Regions from separate parts of the Homo sapiens genome. Here region 2 is linked to region 1. A link is a loop called in an ENCODE intact Hi-C map of the cell type or tissue named here. Cell type or tissue: GM12878. All regions are shown on one strand. Each heading gives the region's core, and the rest is flanking DNA. Links, peaks and the distances in the headings are about the cores only. Region 1 overlaps DLG2 (discs large MAGUK scaffold protein 2). Region 2 overlaps DLG2 (discs large MAGUK scaffold protein 2).

Region 1 (5,393 bases), core at 94-5,093:
GGTCTTCTGAGTAAACCTGAAAAGATACTTGAAGTATACGTAAGGCAAAGGGATATTATAGATATAAAGCCATAATATAACATACAAATTATGTTGATAAAGTTAGATTGATAAATGTAACTCTAACATTTGATCTTTGTGGCATTTGGGTACTGTACACTTCTTGGAACAGGAGTATTGTCTCTCATTTAGCTTTTGCATGCCCAACCACACCTAGCAAAAGGCCTACTATTGAGCAGTTATGTTTAGACATGTTTCTATATTAAAGATGCCTCAGGGGCTAGGCAACAAAGCTGAACACTGACCATAGTTGGCTATTTATTTTTTTGTGAGGAGATTGTAATATTTTTCTGTATAACTAATTTCTTAATAATTATAATGATTATAATTATAAATTCTATATAACCAATTTCTTAAAAATTTTATACTTTTGGGTACAAATGAGAACTATTCCAGGAGAGAGGTAATTTATGTACAACTTTAATGTAACCTAATAAAAAGGGTGACATCCATCACCTTTGCTGTATTATATTATTTAGATGTCAATCACCACTTCAACTCAAGGGGAAGGTACTAGGTAAATGCATGGACTCTAGCGCCCACCTGGGAGCTACTGGAAGCCTGGGGACGCTGCCCCAGTGTGGTGATGGGGGATGACCTGGGACTCAACTGCTTCCACCACTTCTTACTCAGAAGAGCAAGGAAGAGGTGGTGGGGAGTTCCAAAACGACATGAGTACAAATGGCCTGGAGAGTAATCAATTTAAATAAAAGAGGTTCAGAATCTTCTAAAGGAAGCTTACAAAAGCAGTGACTTCACAGAATAAATGATATAATCAAGAGTCTGTAAATAACTAAAAATATGACAATAAAGGCAATAAAGGCAAATAGCGTAGGAAAAACTCTAGGAAGGCTGGTGAAGTACTATATTTTTCAGGCCTACAAAGCAAACTATGCAAGACGATACAAATATAAAACAAATTTTGATGCATTTTAAAATGCATGGTTTGTGAAGGAAAAAAATCTATTTGACCTCGATGTGAGAAACATTCTCTCATGAGTGATCCAAGGTTCGTGACATTGGATTTGCAAAGAAAAAAATGCATCAACATATTACCTGACCTGGCACTAACAGTATTTACAAAACAATTATAATATGATGGCCATTTATTGATTTTCAACTTTTAGCAATATTGTGTAACAAAATGTAGAAAATATTGTTATGGTTGTATGACAAAATATAAATATCAACAATCTTAAAATTATAGAAGTAAATATTTAGCTGACAGAAGAGGGGATGTGGAAGGAAGAATGATGACTAATATTGACATTTTACAGATTGTGGAGTTGAGGAAGACTGTCAAATATTGAAATAAGAGAGAGATTTTTAAGAAATTAGTTACAGAGTTAACAGGACTCAAATAATATTATAAATATCAAACATACCAAAAGGATATAGTAGGAGAGTAGTGTGAGTAACTAAATCTTCATTTTTCATGTATAGAAATCAATAGATACTAAAGTTGACAAATAAAAAATTAGAGGTATACTCATATAAGGGTAAAGAGACACCCTAAAAAATAAAGTAAGGACAATTCCCAGAGGAGTGTTAAGAGTTAAAAAAATTGGCTGGGCTGGGAGAGTCTAAGCTTTTCTAGACAGCTTGCATGGAAATACAAATACATATATTCACATGCATTACTTTAAAAGTAATAAAAATAGATGTAAAAAATCCCTAAATTGGTTAAAGAAACGTGCTATTCTGAGTCCTTCGCTTATTACCTCTTGTGATTTGTCTCCTCCACAGTTAACTCCTTAGGGGTACGCATTGGTTACCTTTGAGGTAACTTACAGAATTAAAATGTTATTCAGTAGTAACAAATAACTGTGTCTTGATTGATTGAGCTTCTATAGCAATTTCCCTTCTAAATAGGAAACACAAAATTATGCGTGCATACAGGTCTCTTTATTGTTCATTTAAGATTTATCGAGCAATTACTATTTGCAAGTCTTAATTGTAGGCTCCCATTGGACTCAAGGTATATACAATCTTTTCAGTTTAATAAGTAGGCAGGTTAGGTTGATTATTTGATCAGTATCACTCAAATGTCTATTATGAGCTAGGCACTATTCCAGGCCCTGGAGATACAATGTTTACTACAACAGGGTCCTGGTTCTCTAGAATTGGAATCTACTATTAATAATTCCCCAAAGGAGGCACCACCTTATGCATACTATTTATTTGGCTGATTATGATGTGACAGTACTCTAAATATCTGTGGAAAGAAAAATAACCTTGTAGTATGTTTCAATTCAAATACTATCAAAGAGATCATGAGCTCTGGAGAAAACTACATTTCAGAGGAAGATGAATGAGTTTAATGGAAGTATGTTACATATTAGAAATCTCTAAAGCCTGAGGTCAAAGCATGAGAACAAGTTCTTTACCCTGTTCATAGAACTGAAATAATATTCATTTGGGGCTGTGACTTGTAGCAATGTATGGAAATAAAGACAAGAGTATGCCTCTTTGATTTTTTTTAAAACTCTTTAAAGAGATTAAAAAAATTTTACTGCTTTAGATGATTTAGAGATCTAAATGGGAGTGTTAGATTCGCGAATTTGTACCAGTTTAAGTGTGGAAGGGTAAATGTTACAGAAATGATTGGAGAAGTCAGTGATCAGGTTGAGCTGTGATAATTTTGAGGTCAGAGGCAAATTGGGAGTTATGCCAACAAAGAGTTTTTCTTTAAATACACATGATTTTATATCTTGTCATCTCCTTTTTCAAGAGCCTCCAAATATACATCTCAGTTTCTCCATCCAACCCCTGCACCTGGCACATGGAAACAGATGGAAGAATTCAAAATCTCAGTTAAAGTTGCCTTTGAATGTATCATGAACTCCTGTTGTGAAGTCTTGTGAATTAGAAACACAGTACCAACACTCTGCCACCTTGTGGCTTCTGGAGTCATTGCAGCACATATAGAGGAAAATCAGCACCCAGTTCCAGTTTTACTGGAACAACATGTCTTAGGTTTTTTGGGCAGATACTTTATTTAAAGGAATATGTAGGGTTCGTGAGAATGCATTTCGGAGTTATCTTTCTAATATATATATATTTAATATAGTTATCATGTCATTGGCTATAATTCATTAGCCTGCCACAAAATAATGTTTTCCAAATTGCAGTTTTAAGGATCATGAAATCTTTGAACTAAAAGGGACCTCAAAGGTTACGCAGTTCAGTATTTGAATTCCTTTTATTATCATTCTAATAGGAGGGACTGAAGTGTGAGCTTAAACATCTCTAGGGCAGCTTAATTTTGCAAAGCTTACTATCCCAACTATCTTCGACAACATTTATTTGAAGATTTATACATTTAACTAATGTTGCTTGGATAAAGCTCAAATTTTTCCATATGAACCATGAGAAATTATGTAAGAGTCTTTTAAAGTTGCATTTTCCATATTTATTAGTTCAGCACCAAGTATATAATAGGCCCTCATTAAATAATAGCCCTGTTTGGTTTTCCTATATTTAAATTTTTAAGATGTAGGCTTATAGATTATTAACGTTGAAATAGCTCTATGTTCAATGATAAAATGCTTTCAATAAATACACTTCCAGCTTTCCACATTTACTTTTGTTCTTTTTAAAAATTATTTTCTCATTGCAAAAAAAAAAAAAGCGTCATCGAGAGCTTCCTATACTAGATGCTAGAAAAAAAGACACAGTAACTGCTCTTGAAATTTTTTATCTGTTGGGAAACAATTTATTTGAGTATAAAAGTTTCAGCTGCTTGATGGAGGTATGTGAAAAGTGCAGTAGGAGCCCAATGAAAAGCATCTTGGGCTGTTAATGCATTCATTTTCTATGCTGCGTAACACATTTCCACGAACAGTCCCTTGAAACAAACCATGTTTATTATTTCACAGTTTCCTTTGGTCAAGCCCAAGCACAGCATAGCAGGACTCTCTGCTTCATTGTCTCACTGGCTGGAATCCAGGGCTGCAGTCTTACAAGAGGCTAAGCCAAGGACAGATCTAATTCCAGCTTACTTGGATTGTTAACAGAATGTATTTCCTTGTGGGGGTATGGCTGAGAGCCTCAGCTTCTTATTGGCTGTTGGCTGGAAGATGCCTTAGCTACTAGAGTCTGCCCACAGTACCCTGCCATGCAGCCCTCTCCATAGGCAGTTCACAACATGGCTGTTGCTTCTTTAAGGCCAACATGAGAGTCTCTCTCCAATCTTCTAAGAAGTGTGTCTTATATAATGTAAGGTAATCATGGGCATGATATCCCATCTTTTTTGCCATTTAATGTAACCTAATAAAGAGGGTGACATCCCATCACCTTTGCTATATTATATTATTTAGATGCCAATCACCACTTCAACTCAAGGAGAAGGTACTAGGTAAATGCATGGACAGCAGGGAACAGAGAAATAAATATTAGGCGTCATCTTAGCTTGGGGTGTGTCAGAGCTGAAGAAAACCTAACCATATAATCCAGAAAATCTTCTCGGGGGAATGGACGCCGTGCTAACACATGATATTTATGAGTAGATAATAGGAAAATGAACCATGCTAAGACAACAGCTTTGCTGAAATGTAGACAAGTGAAAGAGTATTGAGAAGGTAAGTCGGGGTCAGATCACAAAGGGCCTTCTTTTGTGAATTAAGGAGTATGCCAAAAGCCAAGGGAAAAATGGATGAATACCAGGCAGGAAGCACCATGGTCAGAGTTTCATGGTACAAATGCTATTCTGGCAGCAATGTGGAGGACAGATGGAAGGAGGTTAAGATGAGAGGAAGGGAAATAAATGAGATGCTATCTATAGTCCTAGAGTCATATGGAAGACTGAATTCAAGCAGTAGAGTAGCATCTGGATATGGGAACTTTTTTTTTTTTGTGACGGAGTCTCGCTCTGTCGCCTAGACTGGAGAGGAGGTGCAACTAATATGGTATCAATTATATAGCATTAGTGGTAGGAGAGAGATTGAGTATTTTTTGTGTATTTAAAGCCAGTAGACTTCTTTCAGGTGATATATGAGTTTTAATTTTTAATGATGCCATAACTAAAGAGCACTGAGATTTCTGTAAATGTGCTAAATTCCTTATAGAAAGCCAAATTGGTATTTAAGGACAAATGGTTATGATAAAACAAAACTTCTGAGACAAATACTCTCATCTACAGCCTGGCATAGGCTTGCAATGGATAACTGATCACTACCTTGAATGAGTAGACAAAGGCCAGGAGCCCCAACATATTTTATCATTTAACGTCTCATTCGACAGGAGCCTCTTGATTGTTTTCTACTTCAGTCCAATTTTAAAATGATAGTATAATCTTGGGTAATTTTTTTCATCAGCAATAAGTAAAGATTTTA
Region 2 (5,393 bases), core at 58-5,057, 180 kb before region 1:
TGAGCAACATCTGAGTTTCCACCAGCTGTGTTTTGCATTGTCCTCATTTTGTATAATTAAGAAAAACAGGAAGCCAATCACTTAAGGAAAGCTGACCCTCTTCATTCTGCAGACTCGAGAAAGGACTGCATCAGGGTTTTTTATAGTACAGTTTTTAAAAAATTTATCCTGCAATCCACTTCAAAGTGGAACAAGGTTAGAGGAACTGTAGCTGTATGATGGCCTTCCTCTTGACTACAAACAGCTGTGCTTTTCTGAAACCACACAGTCCAGTTTAAACACACTTCTCTTATATAATCAGTTATCAATTCAGTTAGTCACATTGTGACAGAGGATTTCCTCTGATATTTTTTACAGTAACTCAAATCTTGGGAAGTCAGGGAGCCTTTTAACCTTAGTGCTTAAATCTTCTATATATTCAACTTTTTACCTATAGGTCCTGCCCATACAGTTAGACAAACAAAGCTGTGTTGCAAGTCACCAGGTAGACAGATGAGAGAGAGGGACATTTGTATTCACTGGGCATTATCCACTCTTCTAAGGAAATGCAAACTTTTTTTACCCTGATTTATGTAGATACTTGTGAATGAGTTTCTGCTATTTGATTTTACTAAAAGTTAAAACCAATAGTATGTATCTGGGAAAGAGCTTCTGACTCTACTTGACTAGAGTTTCATTTTTCTAAGACATAAGATAAAAATAATTACTTCAGACCAGACACGGTGTCTCATGCCTGTAATCTCAGCACTTTGGGATGCCGAGGAGGGTGGATCAATTGAGGTCAGGAGTTCAAAACCAGCCTGGCCAACATGGTGAAACCCCATCTCTAGTAAAAATACAAAAAAAAATTAGCTGGGCGTGGTTGAGTGCTGCTTTAGTCCCAGCTACTCCAGAGGCTGAGGCAGGAGAATTTCTTTAACCCAGGAGGCGGAGGTTGCAGTGAGCAGAGATAATGCCACTGCACTACAGCCTGGGCAACAGAGCAAGACTCTGTCTCAAAAAAAAAAAAAAAACTTCATCATATGAAATTTAACGTGGAAATAGTAGTTATGTTGGTGTCAATAATACTTTATCGAATGATATATTTATTGCATATGTCACATTTGATGATCATTCTAGTGATCATCAAATCACTAGAGATATAGAGATATTTAAAATATAGCTCCTGCCTTCAAGGATTTAATAGGCTTGTAGGGGAAGCTCACGTGAATACAACTAAATATAATCCATAGCAATGTGTTACATGATCTGGGTCCTATTCTCATAAGCACCAATTTTGTTATCAGACCCATCTCCAATATAAATTTGAGGTAGAGCATCAAAGCCTGTCCTGGAAGCCTTATAATCTGACATTTGAACATGAGTAATAATCAATCATTTATCAACAATTATGTATTGAGCACATACTATGTTCTAGGTATTGTGCTGTTTTTCTAAGGGTTGGAAACCTTCATTCAGGGGCATCTATAGTGCTCTGTATGACTCACAGAGTTTTCTAACATTTATTAGACACTATTATGTTCTAGTTACTTTAACTTTGAAAGTTCCATGAGGTGGAAATTGTTGTACCTATGTGCAAATGGAAACTGACTCAGTAAAATTAAGTAATCTTTACAGTATTATACAGCAAATAACTGACATATTTAGACCCAAATCCCTATAGTCATGATGCCCTATTCTACTACTTTTGACATCCCATGCTTCCAGCTAATAGAGACATTTTACAGGTAATTTGAGTGCGCAGTACTGACTGAGACCTATTTTCTTTGTCAGAAGCCTCTATTTACACCTGTGTATATGGACAAGCTGGTCACTTACATGTTCTTTTAATTCCACTAAAATATAAATGAAAATATTTTATTTTTATTTTTGAGTTTGAAGGGAATGCTTTATAGTATAATGATGAATATATCAGGAAGGAGTAATATCAGGAAGAATTTAAAATGTAGTGATACACAGAAATGGTGACAAAAGAATTTAGAGAATCTACCTGTAGGTGTCTTTAAAAGTAGAATGTAATTTTTATGTATCACACAGTCATATAGACTAGATTATCTGTTGAGACCATTTCACCTTATAAAGTCATCATGTTGCACTGTCATATTATTACTAAATTGGACAGAATGTGCAAACACAGGAAAGAATTAACTTCTTTGGTAACTGTAGTTCAGGTAGCTGACACCAGGTGGCAGCAGCCAGGCACTCACATCTTTTTGAGAAAATCACTGAATCATACTCTTAGGAGACACCTTAGGTAATATTTAACCCAAACCATTTTACAGTTATGGCAACTTGAGACCCAGAGCCATGATTCAGCATAGTTCTGTAAGAATAGCTTTTTGTTAAAGAAAAACCATATATAAATATTAGTTAGACGACATTATGTGCAGAATAAAAAAGAAATGGAGGTGCTATTTTGGGCAGTATTTAAAAACAAGCGATATTTTATGCTTATTCAAGAGTTATCTTTCTTATTCTTTCCCAAGCAACCCCCCTGCCTTGCAGTCTCACCCAATAAGGGAATAGTACATTCTCGGATGGGATCTTTCAAGGGTTTAAAGCCTTGCTTCAGGGATATGTGTAGTGTCTCCAAGGATACTGTAAAGTCAGTTCCCTGAGGTTGACTCTGATCCAAATCTCCACAGTTCAGTGCTGACAGGGACTTTAGACAGCTTCTTGCTCACTCTTCTCAGTATTTTTTCCTCTGTAACAGGCATAAGAGGCAACTCATGCCTATAAGCATACCCAAGCTTTTATAAAAACCCCCAATAATACTGCATAGACGAGCCTTTGCAACCACCTGTTATTGTCACAGCTTCAGTTAGGGTCACTTGCAATAGGCTTACCCTGGATAAAATAGGCTGTGCTTTATTGAAGTTGCATTAACTGACATCTGACTTCTTTCTTTTCCTCTAAAGCAAACACACAGAATATAAGCGAGTGAGACTGGAGTTGTCTCCTTTTAAATCTTTTATCCTTTATTTTTTTGAGTAAATGATTTCCAATCACTATATAATTAATATCAGTATCTGAAATGTTTTTCACGATGAACATGACCTTTCAGTGTGTCTCCACAGCACAAAAGAGAGCCACTTTTCTAGCCTAGTTCTCTAAACATGTTTCAGATGAGAAATTTGTCTACCAGAGGAGGTCACATAACTAATAAGATGTCACATAGCTGCTAAGATGTCACACAGCTACTTCAGAGCCTCACAGAGCCAGGACCAAGATCTGAGTGTTATTGTAATGATTCTGGTGTACATTTAACTGCTTTACTTAAACTTTCTTGAACTCAAAGCCAGCTACGCATGAGTGTAAGAACAAGACCGATTTTAGAGTCTGCCTTTTCACTGCTTCAACCTAAAACACAGACAGCATCTGAACCTCACCTGGCAGCTGTGCCATTTTGCCCTGTGCTCTGACACATTTTGGCTCTTTCAGTGAGCTCCCAGTGCTGCTGCTTGCAGCCAAAATGCCAGGTTCTGAAAAAAAGCATGATTCCTTCCAGCCCTGGGGATTGTTGTCAAAAGGTCACTCAGTCATTACTTCTCACTAATTATGTTAGAAGGAGGCCTCAAAAATGCCAGGGTTTTTGAAAAAAAGAAATATCAACATTTATGGTAAACATAAACAACATAAATCACAATAGTACTATGCATAGTGTTCCTTGCAAATGTGGATGTGTTGTGGGTGTAGCATCACTCATTCATTTACTCACCATCATGTTTTGAGATAGCTCAATATCAGACGTGGTTGAAAAGTCCGCAGGTGCCAACTGGATTCTTCCTTCATTTTTATATTCAACATATATGTATTTATAGCCTATTATATGCTAGCGACAGTGCTAGGCACAAGGAATGCAGCCCAATATGAATGGATTTTAGTAGAAACGTTACTCAAGATAAACTTACGTAAATGGAGTTGAAATGTGGTTTTATAAAAGTTGGTAATCACAGCATTTTGGGAGGCTGAGGCGAGAGGATCACTTGAGCCCAGCAGTTTGAGAACAGCCTGAACAACATGCCAAGACCCCATGTCTATGAAAAATAAAAAATTAGCCAGGTACAGTGGCATATGCCTGTAGTCCCAACTATTTTGGAGGTTGATGCAGGAGGGTCACTTGAGCACAGTTGGTTGAGGCTGCAGCAGGGAGCCATGTTCGTACCACTGCACTCCAGCCTGGGCGACAGAGCAAGAACCTGTCTCAAAAGAAAAAAAAAAAAAGAAAGAAAGAAAGAAAAAGAGGTAAAGAGTTGGATATTTATTTATTCTAAGAAATATATTTTAAAGATTTTTTGCATTGTTACTGTAACACAAGACACATCTACTATAGCAGTTGCTTGGAGGAATCAGAAAATATAAGACGAAACTGCTGTTAAAAATTTAGTTTTAAGAAGGGACTCATAGATCTCATAGACTGTTATTTAAACAAATGACACAAACAATTCCAAAATACAGGGTATAATTTTCAAGCTAACTATTATAAGCATTTAGAGATAAAATGTCAAGGGAGAGAGCACTTGCAGATGAGGCAAACCCAGAAGCCTTCATGTAGGGGCTGGAAATTTGAATTGGACTCCTCCTTTGAATCCACATGCAAAGAAGGAAATGAGTGCTCCCAATTTTTTTTCTTTTTAAAAAAATTTTACATTTTATATTATCTTAGAAGCTAGTATTGGGTAGAGACATAGGCAGTCATAGAAAATGCTGCCTTTATCCTGGGAGTTAGTAACTTAAATGGTAGTCATTATTTAGTCTATGACAGCCATCAGTTCTGAATAGTGTTTCTCATAGACAGGGGACTGAACCAAAGGATATCTTGGAGTTCCTTCTAGATCAAGGGTCATTGATTCTATTATACATTGCTTGATATTGTAAACATGTAACTTTATAAAAGTATATTCTGTCACATTACTTTTTTTTTAACTTTTAAAAATTCTTATGGTTACATAAGGGGTATGTATTTATGGATTACATGAAATTTTGTCACATTTTGATAAGTATAAATCAAGATTGAGAAAGCAGTGCAAGGCTAAATTATCTAGGTGAATTCTGTTTGGTTGAAACCCAGTTGCAATTTCGTTTGACATATATAGTGTTCATCAGTACTTAGGAAGTTAAAAAAAGAAGTCAATTTTAAATCTTCAAATTAATATGTATTGTGTACAAGGTTCATGGTCTATTCTAGATACTTATTAACTAACAATTTGCCTTTCAAATATTTTCTTAGCATTTCAAATGAAATGCTATCCTTATTTTCCCATTTGTGTTGCATTCTTGCTATAGATTATAAGAACAAATTTCTTTCACTCAACAATGATTTAATAAATATTTATTGAGGAATTATAAATGTCAAGCACTGAGCTTGCTGGGTGCAGGAGGTATGAAAGTAA

What was found. A loop is a pair of places that touch in the nucleus more often than their neighbours do. Peaks named below come from ENCODE experiments on the same cell type or tissue, not always from the same donor. Only the 100,000 strongest peaks of a DNase experiment are listed, where the experiment ranks them.
Region 2: it touches region 1 in a loop (2.3-fold over the local background); 5 of 110 quality-filtered maps call a loop at or near these places.

What each region holds. Positions count from the first base shown.
Region 1 is chr11:84,382,393-84,387,785 of GRCh38, reverse strand. All of the region lies in intron 7 of DLG2 (discs large MAGUK scaffold protein 2), which reads left to right. Among named protein-coding and RNA genes, the nearest start is that of DLG2-AS2, 750 kb to the right of the region's middle. In GM12878, for the core only: a CTCF peak has its summit at 2,957 (motif pointing left); a DNase peak (open chromatin) is centred at 2,915.
Region 2 is chr11:84,561,581-84,566,973 of GRCh38, reverse strand. All of the region lies in intron 6 of DLG2 (discs large MAGUK scaffold protein 2), which reads left to right. Among named protein-coding and RNA genes, the nearest start is that of DLG2-AS2, 930 kb to the right of the region's middle. In GM12878, for the core only: a CTCF peak has its summit at 2,178 (motif pointing right); a DNase peak (open chromatin) is centred at 2,163.